Regions from separate parts of the Homo sapiens genome. Here region 2 is linked to region 1. Evidence: chromatin loops called from intact Hi-C (ENCODE). Cell type or tissue: natural killer cell. All regions are shown on one strand. Links, peaks and the distances in the headings refer to the core of each region. The heading gives the core; the rest is flanking DNA.

Evidence for each region. Peaks named below come from ENCODE experiments on the same cell type or tissue, not always from the same donor. Only the 100,000 strongest peaks of a DNase experiment are listed, where the experiment ranks them.
Region 2: a loop joins it to region 1, with 3 times the contacts of the local background. A loop is called at or near these places in 4 of 110 quality-filtered maps.

What each region holds. Positions count from the first base shown.
Region 1 is chr16:89,354,795-89,363,120 of GRCh38, forward strand. All of the region lies in intron 2 of ANKRD11 (ankyrin repeat domain containing 11), which reads right to left. The region is part of intron 1 of LOC128462377; the gene reads right to left. Among named protein-coding and RNA genes, the nearest start is that of ANKRD11, 130 kb to the right of the region's middle. RefSeq lists enhancers at 2,144-3,030, 3,031-3,917, 4,125-4,194, 6,119-6,208, 6,256-7,455 and 3 more. In natural killer cell, for the core only: no CTCF peak of the experiment used is centred there; DNase peaks (open chromatin) are centred at 2,847, 3,557, 3,947, 6,427 and 1 weaker place; H3K27ac peaks cover 2,115 bases.
Region 2 is chr16:89,419,500-89,427,825 of GRCh38, forward strand. The region is part of intron 1 of ANKRD11 (ankyrin repeat domain containing 11); the gene reads right to left. Among named protein-coding and RNA genes, the nearest start is that of ANKRD11, 67 kb to the right of the region's middle. RefSeq lists enhancers at 74-575, 576-1,075, 3,732-4,232, 3,819-3,918 and a silencer at 5,350-5,459. In natural killer cell, for the core only: no CTCF peak of the experiment used is centred there; DNase peaks (open chromatin) are centred at 3,199, 3,582 and 4,015; H3K27ac peaks cover 526 bases.

The DNA.
Region 1 (8,326 bases), core at 96-8,095:
AGAAATCGCTTGAACCCAGGAGGCGGAGGTTGCAGTGAGCCGAGATCACACCTCTGCACTCCAGCCTGGGAGACAGAGTGAGACACTCTCAAACAAACAAAGGCTGTGAGTGGCCTGGAAGCTCGTTCTTCTAGCTCCTTTGGCAAAGAAAATGCCCCCAAAGGAGTGAGGGCAACAGACTTTCCAAGTCCCAGGAAATGCACAGATTCACATGCTGAAGACCCACCAGATGCAGGAAGGAAACGCCAGAACAACATGTTTGCTTTCATCTAAAAACATCAGAAAAAGTCTAAATGTTGCTGACATTTCCTGGGCAGCTGCCCTGTGGTCTCCCGTCTGGCCAAGGAGCCTCAACCCAGTTGCTCCCAACATACTCCCATCCCAGGCGAACCTATGCTGGTGATGCTCGGGAGGCGGGCAGAGGGCTCACGGAGGGAGGGCGGAGGGCTCACACCCTGAGGCTCGGAAGGCGGGCAGAGGGCTCACACCCTGAGGCTCGGAAGGCGGGCGGACGGCTCACACAGACCCACAAGGACCAAAGAGGAACGTGCAGGACTCCAACACAAACGGAGGACGATGGCAGAACAGAAGAGCTGATTAAGTTTCTGCTGCTTGTACCATAAACTTTTCATCAGCCAGACTGTTTGCCTGAAAGACCTAATCAAGGCTGACAAGAATTCAAAGCCATTTCAAAGTGCTCCTCAGGGGTGAACGTGGCCCCATGTCCGGCACATGCTCTGCTCTGAACGCTCTCTCTTCCAGCAGGGACGGCCCCAGACATCGAGTATCACAACCAACTCAAAAATAGACTGAAATGTCACAGTATCGCCAGGATCAAAAGAAGGTCTCTTAAAAATAAAGGGTTTCTTCCATTAATAAGTAAAACAAGAAAAAACCCAAAGATGCTCACTTGAACTTCATCTTGTTATGAGCATCCACCCGTCGAGGGCAGGTCTTGTGTTACTGAGCGCAGCCTGACAATCGCATCTGCACCGAGGCCCTGCCACGGCGGTTCACGGCAAGGGTCTGTGGCTCTCCTGTGCGCAGCCCAATGGAAAGGCAGAGTGACCGATGAGATAAACACCACAGGAACAGGGTGCTCCCCCCAGCACAGCTCGGGAGACCAGGGCTCAGGAACGCTAAGTGACTCGCCCAAGACCACCAGAAATGAGTTGGGAGGCTGAGGTGGGAGGATCACATGAGCCCCGCCCTGGGGGCTGAGGCGACAGTGAGCCCAGATAGCGCCCCTGCACTCCAGCCTGGGCACTGGAGTGAGACTTGTCTCAAAACAAATACAAGAAAGAATCTGGAAAACCTTAGTTACTATGAACTAGTGCTTTTCACTAACAAAACACAAGTATTTTTTAATTCTCACGTTTCTGATCATCTTTGTTTATAACATTTATAGGTTACAAACAATGAACTATTGTGGGTTTTTAAAAACTGATTACAGACTTTCAGGACGTCCAAAGGAGACATCTTTGTCAAGGGAGTAAAGTGGAGAATTCCAGAGACACGCACAGTTCTCGGTGGCAAGCCATCCGCTGAGGTGAGAAGGATGTGATCCATCAGCCAACCCTGCCTAGATGATGACACCAGCTCCGGAAGCCAGATGGAGCAGCTGGACACATTCAGAACAGTGCTTTCAAGCAGACACTGCTTGTTCCAATGTCAGCTCTATAAAGAATGTAACAGGGCCAGGCGCGGTGGCTCACGCCTATAATCCCAGCTCTTTGGGAGGCCGAGGCGGGCGGATCACGAGGTCAGGAGATCGAGACCATCCTGGCTAACACAGTAAAACCCCATCTCTACTAAAAATACAAAAAAAAAAAAAAAATTAGCCAGGCGTGGTGGTGGGTGCCTGTAGTCCCAGCTACTTGGGAGGCTGAGGCAGGAGAATGGTATGAACCCGGGAGGCCGAGCTTGCAGTGAGCCAAGATCGCACCACTGCACTCTAGCCTGGGCGACACAGCAAGACTCCGTCTCAAAAAAAAAAAAAAAGAAAAAAGAAAAAAAAAGAACGTAATGGTACAATTTTGGGGACCCCAAAAGGATAATGCACATAATAAACAACAAAAGCCTGAGGCTTCTCCCAGGCCCTGTGGCTGTAATCTCCCGGAGTCCCAGGCATCCTGCTGCTGGGAAGGGCCAGCTCCCAAGTGACCTGTGACCATCTTGGAGGGGTTGGTGGCTGCCTTGTCAGCAGGGCATGTCCCAATGCTAATGGTTCAACAGCCAGGCTTGACATCTTTTATTCTAAAAATCTACCACAGAATAGCCAAAGGGCAGTGGTGGGGATGAGGATGAGTCTGTAGGAGGGACAGTGTAAGGAAGGTGGAGCCATCTAGGGGCACTGCTCAGAGGTAGGCTCGGCCAGAGCTACAACACACCTTCGAAGATGAGTGGGGTTGGGGGCGGGGTGAGTCAGCTTCAACACACCCAGGATTCACCTCTCATCTGTCAAATCTGCTGATAAAAGTCACACCATGAAGGAAGGGCAGTCAGGGACTGTGCTCACCACGTGTCCCGGGGACAGGACACTTGCTGCCAGTCTCCAGCACCTCACAGGGAACCAGGGGGCAGGTGAGCTTGTGGAGAAACAGGAATCCTCGTGCATTGCTGGTGGGAACATATAATGGTGCAACTGCCAAAAAAAAACAGTGTGACGATTCCTCAACAAATTACAAAAGGACTAAGCATATGATCCAGCAGTTCCCCTTCTGGGTAGATATACAAAAGAACTGAAAGCAGGGCCCCCAAAAGACAGTTGTACTTCGACGTTCACAGTTCACACAGCATGGTTCCCAACAGCAAACCCGAGTGTCCCCTGGCGGATGACAGAGAAGCAGAATGCGTCTGCACACAGCATAACGCGACTCAGCCCTAACGAGGAATGCCTGTCACAGCCAATGCTGCGGACTCCACTCACAGGGTCCAGGGACAAACAGCAGCTGCACAAGAGGAAGGGCCCTGAGGGAGGAGTCTGGGAGGAACCACTGCTCATCGGCAAGCCAATCCATGGCCACAGGACAACGCTGCTGAAGGTACTGGAAGCCAGGGTGCTGGCTGCCCCTTTCTGGGGACACCTTTCCTTTCTTTTCCTATTTTTATTGAACACTGGGATGAAAGTAATGAAAAGTAGTAAATCCTTTCAAAACAATCAGATTTAGTTATGATGCTCAATTTCTGAAATCAATCTCTTCAAATAGCCAGTAAATGCTTCCTTTCCAAAGACTGAACCCTCTTACTGCTTTGAACAATGGAGGAAGTGAGTGAGGCACCAGATGCAACTTTTGACCCAAGGACACAGGTCAAGCTGTGACAGTTAACAACCAGGGTGGCTGGAGATGCTGCACCCACCCACGTGGCTTTGCTAGAATGCCACCACGTGCGGGCAGACACAGGCCACAGCCCCCACACCTCACTCTGGCATCAGCACTGGTCCCGCATGGAGCTGTGCCGGCTTGCAGAAGACGTAGAGCACACAGGCGTGTTCCTTCCCTTCTGTTGGCCACATCACAGCTGCATATTCACGGGAGTGAACATCATCTACACAACAGCTTCCACGTTTGCAAACATGCACAGCTTAGCGACCACGTTTCAAAGAGCCACGTGGATAACTGCCTATATTACTGGTACTCAATTTCCAGGTTGGGTTGGTAACTGGATTGTTTACAACACAAAGGATAACTAGTTGAGAAGATGGATACCCCGTTTTCCATGATATCATCACTACGCATTGCATGCCTATATCAAAACATCTCATGGACCCCATAAATACATTCATCTATGTACTCACAAAAACTTTAAAAATAATAATTAATAAATAAACAGAATGACTAAGATTTCAACTGTTTACCCAGGATGCTGCCTGCAGCTCATTTCAGTGACAACCCACAAGCTGCCCTCGCTGGCCCTGTGTGCTGAGGACGGGACATCTGCACCCAGCCCTAGATAACCCCACGTGCAAACCACTTCCCCTGTGCCGCTAAAACCCACATCTCACATTTCAGTTATAGTTTGTTTTTTGCCTGTAGGTTTTTTTTTTGAGAATAGGGTCTCCCTCTGCTGCCCAGGCTGGAGCGCAGTGGTGCGATCATGGCTCACCACAGCCTCGACCTCCTGGGCTCAAGTGATCCTCCCACTTCAGCCTCCAGAGCAGCTGGGACCACAGGCATGCACCACCACACCTGGCTAATTTTCTATTTTTTGTAAAGACAAGGCTATACATTTCTTATATATGTCTAAATCGTCAGTATTAAACACTGACAGAGCAAAGCCTTTCTCTGCTTCAAATTTTAATATTCCAAAATATATAAAACATCATTGTCACTGTCCTCATCTAAAAGACTGATTCTGGAAGAAAAAAAAAATCAATCTGAAACAAGATCACGGAAATGCGATCTGTCCCACACACACCATCTTTAACATGAATGGTGCCTCCAAAGAACAAATGCTAGATGCAAACTGCTTGAGTATGCTTCTTTATTTTTAGTAAAGACTCCAGAAAATCCCAGAGCAGCCATTTCCCATACAACTCAATCGCACGTACAGCCCTTTAAAAAGCAGACTCCCAGGGAACTGCAGCCAGCTCCTGGAGCCAGCCCCAGCAGAGGAGCAGGAAGACCTTCCAGCCTGCGCCAAGGAGCAGCGCACACGTCTGCTGCAGCCCCTCGGCCCCCACTGCTTCGGGATGCAGATGGCAGCACTGTGACCTCACTGTGCCTACCTCCTTGTTCCGGCCCTGCAGTCTTGATTCTTCAGGCTAATCCCACACTCTGAGCCTTGGCTGCTGGCCGAAACTGTTATTAATGGCACAGAGCTGCTCATTTCAGCTTCTTTTACCACGAAGGTAGCCGGCTGTTCACCTCTCTGCCTCTCCACACTGAAGCAGGAACTGGGTAACTGTACAAGAGGCATTTTCAACGGTCTTCATATCTGAGTCTCAACAGCCAGCAGAAGATGTTTGCATTTTAGTCTACACTACATTCTATGTGATGCAGAAAGATAAGATAGTTTTTATTCAATTCTTGTGTAAAAGCTACAAAACCCTAAGAACAGAGAGTGCCATGGATGCCAAAATCAGCATCACATAGTTTATATGTTTTTTAACTTTTAGGTTCGGGGGCACATGTGAGGGTGTACTACATAAGTAAACACATGTCGGCAGTGGGCGGGGGGGGAGGTTGTACGTGTTATTCTATCACCCAGTACTAAGCCCAGTACCCAACAGTTATCTTTTCTGCTCCTCTCCCTCCTCCCGCCCTCTCCCCTCAAGTAGACCCCCGTGTCTGGTGTTTCCTTCCCTGTGTTTTTAAGTTCTTATCATTTAGATCCCACTTGTAAAGTCAGAACATGTAGTATTTGGTTTTCTGTTCCTGAGTTAGTTTGCTGAGGCTAATAGCCTCCAGCTCCATCCATGTTCCCATAAAAGACATGATCTCGTTCATTTTTATGGCTATGTTATCTTATCTTATTTTGTATTAGGGATGGGGCTTCACTATGTTGCCCAAGCTGGCCTGAAACTCCTGGGTTCAGGCAATCCTCTCGAATTGGTCTCCCAAGTAGCTGGGACTACAGGTGAACATCACCATGCCCACTTTTCCATCTTCATCACTTGATAAACATTTATAATGAATGACATTAAATTACACATAGCAAAATTCTGAGAAACTATATACCACAAATCCTACAAAATTTAAAAGATTAAAAAACCATGGATTATTGTTATGTGCATTAGCCAATGTCAGTGGTTCCAATATTTACTTTCACCACTAAAATGGCACGAAAGCATGAAGTCGGGAATGACAGCATTCTAGAAGCCAGTGCACCTGAGATGAAATTCATGGTATGTTCGGAACCTAGAACGTCGATGGTCAACACTAGGCAGCTTCATCTGTCATACGTGGACTCCCTTTCAAAACTCCAGGTGTGTGTGTCTGTCATGTGGCTATGGAGAGGAAGAGGAGAAGAAAAGATTTCGATTCACTAAAAACTCCTGTTAAGCCTCCAAGAAAGATCCAAGTAATCAGATACCTGGTCAGTCACAGCCTCTCTGCATGAAGCCTCTCTGCATGTGGTTAAGACCTGCAAACCTCAACAGAATCCACGGTCTCTTGCCCCTGCACTGAGCCTGTGTCGGGACTTGGCCACTGCTCTGCATCAGGTGAGAGGCTCCTTGTCTCTCACATCCAGATGGATCCGATCCAACTCACACAGTGAACGACTCCAAACCTGGGCAGCCCTGGGCTCCAGGATCAGCCCACCCCAGCCCCTGCTGCAATGGCACCTCCTACTCTCATTGTGGAAACCTGTCAACCCAATTACAGACACCCTGGCTAGGCCCGTACTTCTTCCTGTAAGCCTGAAACCCTGCTCAGCTACCCTAAACCACCACCTCTGCGCACCCCTTAGGAAACCCCAGCAGCACATCCCCCTTCTTCCTCCCGCAGAGGGCCTGCCCCAAGCAGCAGGAAACGGGGTGACACAGGCCTTCCTTGGCCTCAGCACACACAGAACCATCACAGCGCCGGGGGCGGGGGGTGCTGCAGGGACACATTCCAGCTGTGCACTTCTCTGGGGGCCAGCACAGACCACTGAGCATGAGCTGCCTCATTCAGGCCAGGTGACTGTCTTCATCATCATTCAACTTTGAAACTTAGGGTTTGTGCCAGTCCACCTGTTTATGTTCCATACTTACATATCCCAAGCCATTAACAAGTGTTTTCTTCTTTGGTTATGATGCTACAGAATCAGCAGAGGAACATCCGCATCACCAGAAGGCTCTGCAGGCAGCACTGAGGCCCATCCTGCTGGGAGAATGCCGCTCTGAGGGCAGTGGGACTGCCAGCAAAGGACACAGGCTCAGGGAGACCTTCCACTCCTGCTGAAACACCAATCAGTAGAAGATCACCACCCAGAAATATCACTTTCAAGCTTAAGGATCACAAGTTACAAAGATAAATGTCTCTAAGGACTAAGGGAGAAGTACAAAGTAAAAAGATTTAAGCTTGGGAAAATTAACCCTAAACATTTAAAAACAAAACAAACAAAAAAAATCCGCACTCTAGATAAGACCTTCAAAACAGCATGCCTGTCAGAGGGACAGTAAAGGTCAGACGGGGCAGCAATGGGGTATGAGCTGGCACAGCCTTGCAACACCCTGGATGGGCGGCCAGGGGCTTGTGAGAGTGGCTCCAGGCAGGAGGACCCTGAATTTATGGGAGGGGGCAAGACTAACCCTCAAGTGCTCCTCAGATACGTTTCATTAAATGCACTGAAAGTTTTGTAAAAGATGCAAGTTTCAACATGAGATACAATTATTTACCCAATCTGACATGTGGCTTAACAAATGTGAGTGGATTAGGGGATTTTTGTTTTATTCTTCTGAAATACCAACTGCCTTCTTCTTCCCCTTCTGAAACAACCACTGGACAAACTGAACGGCACATATGCTTTTCGGGATCTCAGCGTAAGCAGCTCCCACTGCTAGGGATGAAGAGTGCTCCTCTGTCTGCCTGAGTGAAACCTCACGACACCTTGCACAGCCCGCAGTCCTTGCTGACTGGAAGCAGAACCAAAACCTGAGCTGGAGAGAGTGCACGAAAGTTCCATCTAGACCCAAACCTAAATTGCACAGCTACAGAATGAAGTGAACAGCACTGAAGCCGGAAGGGACAAGACTCAATCCCACGTGACTGAACCCATGTGTCCAGCACCAGAGATACTGGGCGGAGCACACATCTCAGCTGTGTAAAAAGTAGAAGTTCCTCTTCAAAGACTTTCCTCCCCATCTAATTAAAAATAAATAGTAACTTCTCTTAAAAGCAACATTTATTCAAAGACCTGTGCTGACATTCCTAAATATCTGCTAGCCTTAATAAAGAAATCAATGTACTTTATGTTCTTAGCTCCCACAATTTAGCCTAAGTATCTGCCCTGGCATGCTTATACTGGTCGAAGCAAGCATTAGGTCACGGCCTGTTCCTCTTCCTTAGTTGAAGGTGTTTTTACCTTTCTCAGCATTCCACAAATTACTTCCTCCTTCCTTTGTTCTCCTCTGCCTTTGCCTCTTTTAAAAAGTTCTAAGTTGCTAGCCAATCGGGACAAATACAGAATGTGAGGTCCCGTTCCAGCCAATGGAAACCGGACACAGCAGTTGGTATAAAAAAACCGGACACAGCGTCAGGTTATAAATGACCCTGGTCTCCTTTATCCGGTGTACTCTCGTGGCAAAACTGCTGGCGAGTGTACCCTTTCTGCAGAAGGTATAAAAAATGGCCTTGCTGAGGAAATTAAATTTACGTTCAAGTGCTATTTCTTTACG
Region 2 (8,326 bases), core at 230-8,229, 65 kb after region 1:
AGAGCTCTGGGGACTCCAAGAATAAAACAAACCAGTCTAAATGGGGGAAAAAAAATCTATACCCATGTTACTTCAGTCCCATCCAAACATCAGGCTCTCCTCCAACTCCAAACACTTCCGTGTGCAGAACCAGGGAAGGAAGCACAGACAGGATTGAAGGCAGCTCCCAGGACAGGGCTTGCTGGTGCAGGGTTCCCCGGCTCTGCACTTAGCATCCGAGAGAATCGCGTGTTTCCTGAGCAACACTCCTGGCACATGCGTTTTGCAAAGATGGAGTGAGGTTTTTCCTCCTTACACTCCTGGAAGATGGAGTGAGGTTTTTCCTCCTTACACTCCTGGACAGGATTGTTCAAAGCTGCCATTAACCTCAAGGACCATTAAAAATAAGTGTGTGATGGGTGCGCTGGCTCACGCCTGTAATCCCAGCACTTCAGGAGGCTGAGGCAGGCGGATTGCTTGAGCCCAGAAGTTGGAGACCAGCCTGGGCAACACGGCGAGTCCCCATCTCTACAAAAAATTCAAAAAATTAGCTGGGCATGGTGGCGTGCGCCTGTAGCCGGAGCTACTCACACCACTGCACAGCAGCCTCAATCCATCAATCAATAAAAATAAATGTGAATACGCAGCTTCTAGTCACCACACAGCCTGGTTTCAGTGAAAAGCAGCAAGTGTGCCACGAAGCTTTCCGTAAAAGAGCTCAGAGAGGGGAAGAGCATCAGCAGCAGGAAGCCAGCGAGGAACCCCAGCATCGACCTCCAGAGTCCTGAGAGCACTCAAAGCATCATGAGTCCAACGATTTGCAAGCTCACTGCCACTGGCATTTGGGTTCAGCGCGCCAACAGGGTTGAGCAGCGTCGGTCTTCTAGATGCCAGTAAGGCCACCCAGCAAATCCTGGCAACCAAAAATGTCTCCAGACGATGTCCGCTAAAGGGCAAAACACGCCGGTGAGAACTGCTGCTTTAATGCAGCTGCTGTTTCCCATGTATGAAGAAACTGGGCCCAAATCAGGTGAAAGTGAAAAACATCAGTTAAAAGTGAAACAAAACTCAGTTTTCTGTTGTCTTAGGGTCCCACAGGGTATGGAAAGCAAGTTGGGAAGAGAAAATTCTGGTCTGAAGGTCTTTTCTTTCTGACTGACAGACAATCTCAGTAACTGATCCCATTATCTCTGGAAGACAGTACCAATCCAGAGCCTCTAAAATATTTGGAATAAACATTACAGATTTTTCTTAAGAGACAGGGTCTCACTGTGTTGCCAAGGCTGGGAATGGAGTGGTGCAAACACAGCTCACTGCGGCCTCAACCTCCTGGGCCCAAGGGGTCCTCCCACCTCAGCCTCCCAAGTAAAGACATTTTCTAAGGTGTGAAAAAAAGCTTCATTTAGAATACATGTTCACATCAAAACCACCACCACGACTATAAACAAGCTATGTTGTCAAACAGAAAAGCACCAGGCTACACTTCTTACTGTCAGCTCCTGCCTACAGCAACTCAGGAATCAACAGGCCTGTGGAGGCTGAGTGCAGACAGAGACCATGGAGACATGAAGGGTCAGTGTGTGATGACGGAGTCAGGGAGTCAGGGATGGGACCATCACCCATCCATGTCTGGGGGTGGGGCTGAGACACGAAGGGTCAGTGTGTGATGACGGAGTCAGGGATGGGACCATCACCCGTCCATGTCTGGGGGTGGGGGTGAGACACGAAGGGTCGGTGTGTGATGACGGAGTCAGGGATGGGACCATCACCCGTCCATGTCTGGGGGTGGGGGTGAGACACGAAGGGTCGGTGTGTGATGACGGAGTCAGGGATGGGACCATCACCCGTCCATGTCTGGGGGTGGGGGTGAGACACGAAGGGTCGGTGTGTGATGACGGAGTCAGGGATGGGACCATCACCCGTCCATGTCTGGGGGCGGGGGTGAGACACGAAGGGTCGGTGTGTGATGACGGAGTCAGGGATGGGACCATCACCCGTCCATGTCTGGGGGTGGGGCTGAGACACGAAGGGTCGGTGTGTGGTGACGGAGTCAGGGATGGGACCATCACCCGTCCATGTCTGGGGGCGGGGGTGAGACACGAAGGGTCGGTGTGTGATGACGGAGTCAGGGATGGGACCATCACCCGTCCATGTCTGGGGGCGGGGGTGAGACACGAAGGGTCGGTGTGTGATGACGGAGTCAGGGATGGGACCATCACCCGTCCACGTCTGGGGGTGGGGGTGAGACACGAAGGGTCGGTGTGTGATGACGGAGTCAGGGATGGGACCATCACCCGTCCATGTCTGGGGGTGGGGGTGAGACACGAAGGGTCAGTGTGTGATGACAGGACCACTGCCCATCCATGTCTTGGGGCAGGGGTGGGGGTAACCAAAACCAGAATCCAGTTAAAACAACAGGGAGTTGCTTCTACCTATGGAAATGGCAACAGGACAAGATGATAACCCAGGTGCTAAGGAGTCGGCTACACGCATTCTGTGTTAGGAAACCCAGGAGGTACTAATGGCGGCTCTCTCTGAATGGTGGAGCAATGTGAGGTTTTAAATGCTCTTACCACTCTGGACTCCTTACTCTCATCAACCCCTTTAAGTGGGTTATTTGCCACGTTAGGGATAGGGAAAGAAAATTATTTAATACAATCAACGGGTAAAAAGTTAAAGTTACCTAAGAAGAAAGAGCTCTAGGCCAAACCTATAATCCCAGAACTTTAAGAGGCCGAGGTGGGAGGATCACTTCCGCACAGAAGCTCAAGGCTGCAGTCAGTTAGGGTGGCACCACTGCACTCCACCTGGGCGAGCGACTGAGACCCTAAGAATATCCAAACCATTAAAAGAATTTTTTTACAGAATTTTTCTTTTAAAAAAAGCAATTTTAAAAAAAAGGATCTTGGATGTTATCACCAAAAAGAAGTGGTATTTGAGGGGATGGACACAGTAACCACCCTGGTCTCATCGGTAAACAAGGCATCCACGGACTGAGGCATCCTACCGGACTCCACTAACAGGTGCGACTATGGGTCAGTAATAAACACACTTTTCAATATGTCAAGTAATAACACGATATTCGCGCTGACCCAATCGCACCCCACCTCTTTCAACGCCCTGGGCTCTCCCCTCGCTTTGTTGCATGAGAGCTGCTTTACTCACTGCTCTCGACGAACAGTCACAGCCACGAGCACCGTCCGAAACAGAATCACAGCCTCCCTGGGAAGGAAGCTGGGCAGACCTGATGCTTATTTTTGGAAAGGAACGGAAGTTCAAGATTGCTCATGTTTTTATTACAGTCTCCCTTTTCTCCCCTAAGAGAATCACAAGTTTCAGGAGACTCTGACTGACACAACTGTATTAATGTTTAATTCACTCCCACTTTAATCACTTTTTTCTTTTTTTCTTTCTTTATATCAAAGCACATCAATAATCACTTTTTTCAATCAGGAGATCTACAACTGCTTGCTAACCATAGTCTTCAATCCGCTAAGATGAGCAATTCTTTCTGTCCACACTGACTAACCCCAACTGACAGCAGAGAAAAACCACGAGGCCTGTGGCTGCCCCACACCGCTGCTCCTTCAGACAACCAAGGGCCACGGTGGTTTCACAGCTGTGAGCTCAGGCCCCTCAGCTCCCTCCCGTGAGCCACCTTCCCAACACCCTCAGAGCCCAGGAGTCCATGTTAGCAAAGACAGGTCCCTACACTGGCCTTGGTCTCAAAACGCTGCTAGCCAGAGCTATGACCTTATGCAAACAATGATTTTCATTCGCGTTAGGCTGGGTGGGAGGGTCCACAGGGGAGCCACTGACGATGGGCATCTGCCCCCGACACTGGCTGACTAACCAGCACCATTAACCCTGGGCTCCGAACGGCAGTCACACCAGCCTGTCTCAGGGCCAGGTCTGTCTTTTCCCTGCTTCCCACAGAACGGCCCGCAGTGCATTCCTTTCATGAGTACAGGAGCATACGGATGGGTTTTAAGAGACTAGTGCGGAGCTGTGGCTTTCTTGACAAATACTTTTTCAGTAACTTCAAATACATGCACAGAGAAGGCATGAGATGTGTGGTTAGAGTTAACCTGAAAGCACAAGGTGGTGCCTGCAGCAGCAGGCACTCAGCACCTGACCCAACTCAACTCAAACATGTGAGCCCACCATTACTAGAGGTCAAAAATGGTCCAATAAACTCCACTCAGTTGTTCACAGCTGTTTTATTCATAAGCACCAGAAACTGGAATCAGCCCAGATGTGCTTCGATGGTGTAAGAAAACGTTTTAAATGGTCCGTTTTCCAGGCATGATAAATCTACGCAATGGCAGCCAGCCTGCGGATGTAACAAACCGCACGGCTCGTGCACCTAGAAGGTCACAATAAGCGAACAAAATGTAGAAGAGGGGTCAGCCCATAAATGGGAAGAAAGTTTCAGTATTGGGAAATCAAAACTTAAGCGGGTAAGAGGACAGGGTACAACCTTGTAAGCGGGTAAGGGGACGGCGTACAACGGGATAATGAAACTCAGGCGACCTCCGGGAAGATTGTAACCCCATAGTACTCGACCAGTGAGGAACTGGGGGAGGGACTTGCATTAGAGGAGATAAACTACCTGCTGTGACTGCCCCGGGTGTACCTGCCTACCAGGCACCTGATCTTGCAAGACTGCCATTAAAAATCTTGCTTCCTGGCTGGGCGCAGTGGCTCACACCTATAATCCCAGCACTTTGAGTCAGGCAGATCACCTGAGGTTGGGAGTTCGAGACCAGCGTGGCCAACATGGAGAAACCCCGTCTGTACTAAAAATACAAAATTAGCCAGGCGTGGTGGCGCATGCCTGTAATCCCAGCTACTCGGGAGACTGAAGCAGGAGAATCACTTGAACCCAGGAGACGGAGGTTGCAGCAAGCCAAGATCACACCTCTGCACTCCAGGCTGGGTGACAAGAGCAAAACTCTGTCTCAAAAAAAAAAAAGAGAGAGAAAGAAAAAAGTCTCATTTCTGCTGTTCTGTGTGTCTCCAAGCCCAGTCTTTGGGTGTGGACGGGTGAATGTGTGTTTCTCACCATGGATAAATAAGCTGAGTCCACCCACACCACGGAGACCACTCAGCAACAAAACAGAGCGAACATTACGCTGAGCAAAAAGGCCAATCGAAAAGGTTACATTTCTACGACTCCATTTATATGACACTCTTATGACAAATTTTTCAAATGGAGGACAAATCAGTGGTTCTCAGGGGTTAGGGACCAGGGTGGGGAGATGGGCTGGAAGGGGCAAATGTGGCTAGAAAAGGGCAAAGGGCCGATCCTTGCGATTATGGAACTATTCAGCACCGCAACACGGCAGGGACGGGGGCCCCCAGTGGTGAACACGCACAGAACTCAAATCAATCAATCTCTCTCTCTAACACACACGTACAAGTAAACTTCAGGCAACCTGAGTAAGACCGGTCAGCGATACCGTGTCCACATCCTGGCTGTGACGTTCTATTAAGGCCACAGTTCTCCAATGTGTTACCATTCGAAGAGAGGAGGAGACTGGCCGAAGTGTACAAAGGGCTCTCAAGGATTTCTTACAACAAAACACAAGCTCAAACTATTTAAAAAAAAAAAAAAAGTCCAAAAAAGAAAGAGTCCAATATTGACAATTTCATATGGTTTTATCTAGCACCAACTCACTTTATCCTCACAATAATCCCACAGAGTAGGTATCATTATTATCTCCCCTTTGCACATGAGAAAACTGAGGCCCTAGAAGTGTGAGAAATTTAGTCAAGGTCACATTTTAAATGGTGGGGCCAAGACCTGAAACCAGGCTGGCTGGCTCCAGTGCCCACACTCTTCACCACGATCAGTCTTGAAACTGGAAATGGAAAACATGGACATGAATCTGCTATTATTATGGCTTAAAAATCTTACAATGTAACTTTAGAGGACTTAAAGGGAACACTAAAGACCTACCATCCAGCCTCATCTCATTTTAGTTCTCAATCAAAAAAAGACACAGCCAATTGGATTCCACTCCCACAATGGTGCCAGGAGCCCCACAATCCCAAGGCCAGCTGGTGCAGACAGGTCACCTATCCACTCTGATCAAACCATTCTCCTGACCTCGGTCGGTCTCCTTCGTTTTTTCAGGTTGGGGGCGGACAAGGTGGGCCGGTTATTTCGATTTTTTCGGGCTGGGGGCAGAGAAGGTGCAGTTATTTGTTTCCTGTTTCTGGTGTTTCTTTTTTAAGGGTGGGGTGCTATTCATTTCGTTTTCTCTGATTTAAAGTGAAAGAGAAGGCTCCAGGGAATAAAGGCAACTACGCAAACTTCAGAACTGAGGTGAGCCTGAGGAGGAACTAGAAGGAAAACCAGGCTTCCTTCTTCAGTGCAAATGTTTCTTTTTACTACAGGAAAAAACGAAACAGGAAACAAAATGAATGTTCCCAAACAATTCTCTTTATACCATTTAGCAGAAAAAGGTGCAAAGTGGATGAATGCAGAACGAGAACAAGGGGGAACGATTTCACACAACCGTTCTTCCCTTTCCATAATGCCTGCCCTGATAGGAATCAAACTCCTCTGCTAAAGAACAAAAGCCAACTATGGAAGGCAGGAGAACCTTCAGTCCTCAGAGGAGGCATCCGACTCCTGCCAAAACCTTCCCTTCCTCACCGGATCCAGGGGAATGGCAAAAACAATTCGTGTTTGAAAGTAAACAGATACACAGCTATAACAAAAAAAACAAAGGAAGCTGTAGATCAGAAACTGGGAAATACCTGAAAATTAGAGGAGGACAAAGGCATGAAATCAAACTAGAGAAAGTGACACAAAAGCCAACAGTGAAAACAGCCCCAATAACACACAGGAGAAGGTGGAGGAAGGACAGTGCTGGACTGTGCAATACCTGCCTCCCTCCCGCAGGAGGCCCGGCTCCACAAGACCCCAACCAGCGCCGGCCGAGTTCACAAGCTCCCTGAGCAACAAACACCAACTCCCTGCGTGGCTTCACTAAAACAAGCCTTGAAAGGGAACAAGAGGCTCTGATGGTCACTTAAACATCACACACACACACACACACACACACACACACACACACAAATCTGAAATCCTGACCAATGAAGACATAAGACCAACCTTTCAGAAAGCCTAAATCAGGCGCATATAGATGACCAATTTATTTCTAGCTCTTAGTAAACCCACAGAATTCCAAATCAGCATCACAGTCTAATGGCAAAACTCAAAAGGAAACATGAATATACTGTGATCTACTTGTCTTGAGCTCACTGTTGGCCTCACCATTTTATGATCGGCGTCATGGACACTGGGAAACAGAAAAGACGGAGAAATCCGGGAAGCGGCTGTTTCACTTCAGTGTGAAGCTCCTACTCAACAATCGCTTAGTTATTTGTGACCTCTCACAACACTCATCTGTTCTGTTTCTACAAAATGAATAATCCAAGTGGCAGTAGACATCAGGACACCTGTTACCAGCCTGTCTTTTGCCAAGTAGGAACCTCAGAATGAGATACAACTCCATGAAGAACCATCTCTTGGTATGCAACAAGGTCTTCAGTCAGTCAGTCAATCAATTCAGCAGAGCTGCATGATACAAGATCAATATACAAAAGTCAGCTGTATCATCATCATACACAAGCAATGAACAATCTGAAAAAGATTAAGGAAACATTTCCATTTAAAACAGCATCAAAAAGAATATTTAGCAACAAATTTAACCAAAGAAGTGTAAAACTTGCACCCTGTAACCACAAAACACTGTTGAAAGAAACCGAAGACCTAAATAAGTGGAGGGAAAAAATCCCATATTCATGGATCAAAAGACACAGTGTCTTTACGACAGCAACACCCCCCAGGGTGACCTGATGATTCAGTGCAGTAACTATCAGAATTCCAACGGCCTTTTTTCAAAAGTGATCCAAAAATCTAGATGGAATTGTAAACCTCTTACATACTACAACTTACAGAACTATACAACTTTTTCTTAAAACTTTTTTCAGAGTAGAAAAGACATAATTAAAATGTCTAGGGGCCGGGGTGGTGGCTCACGCCTGTAATCACAGCACTTTAGGAGGCCGAGGCGGGAGGATCACTTGATGTCAGGAGTTTGAGACCAGCCTGGCCAACATGGCGAAACCCCATCTCTACAATAAATACAAAAAAATTAGCTGGGTGTGGTGGCACATGCCTGTAATCCCAGCTACTTGGGAGGCTGAGGCAGGAGAACTGCTTGAACCCAGGAGGCAGAGGTTGCAGTGAGCTGAGATCGTGCCACTACATTCCAGCCTGGGAGACAGAGTATGCCTCAAAAAAAAAAAAGTCTAGTAATCGTATGATGCC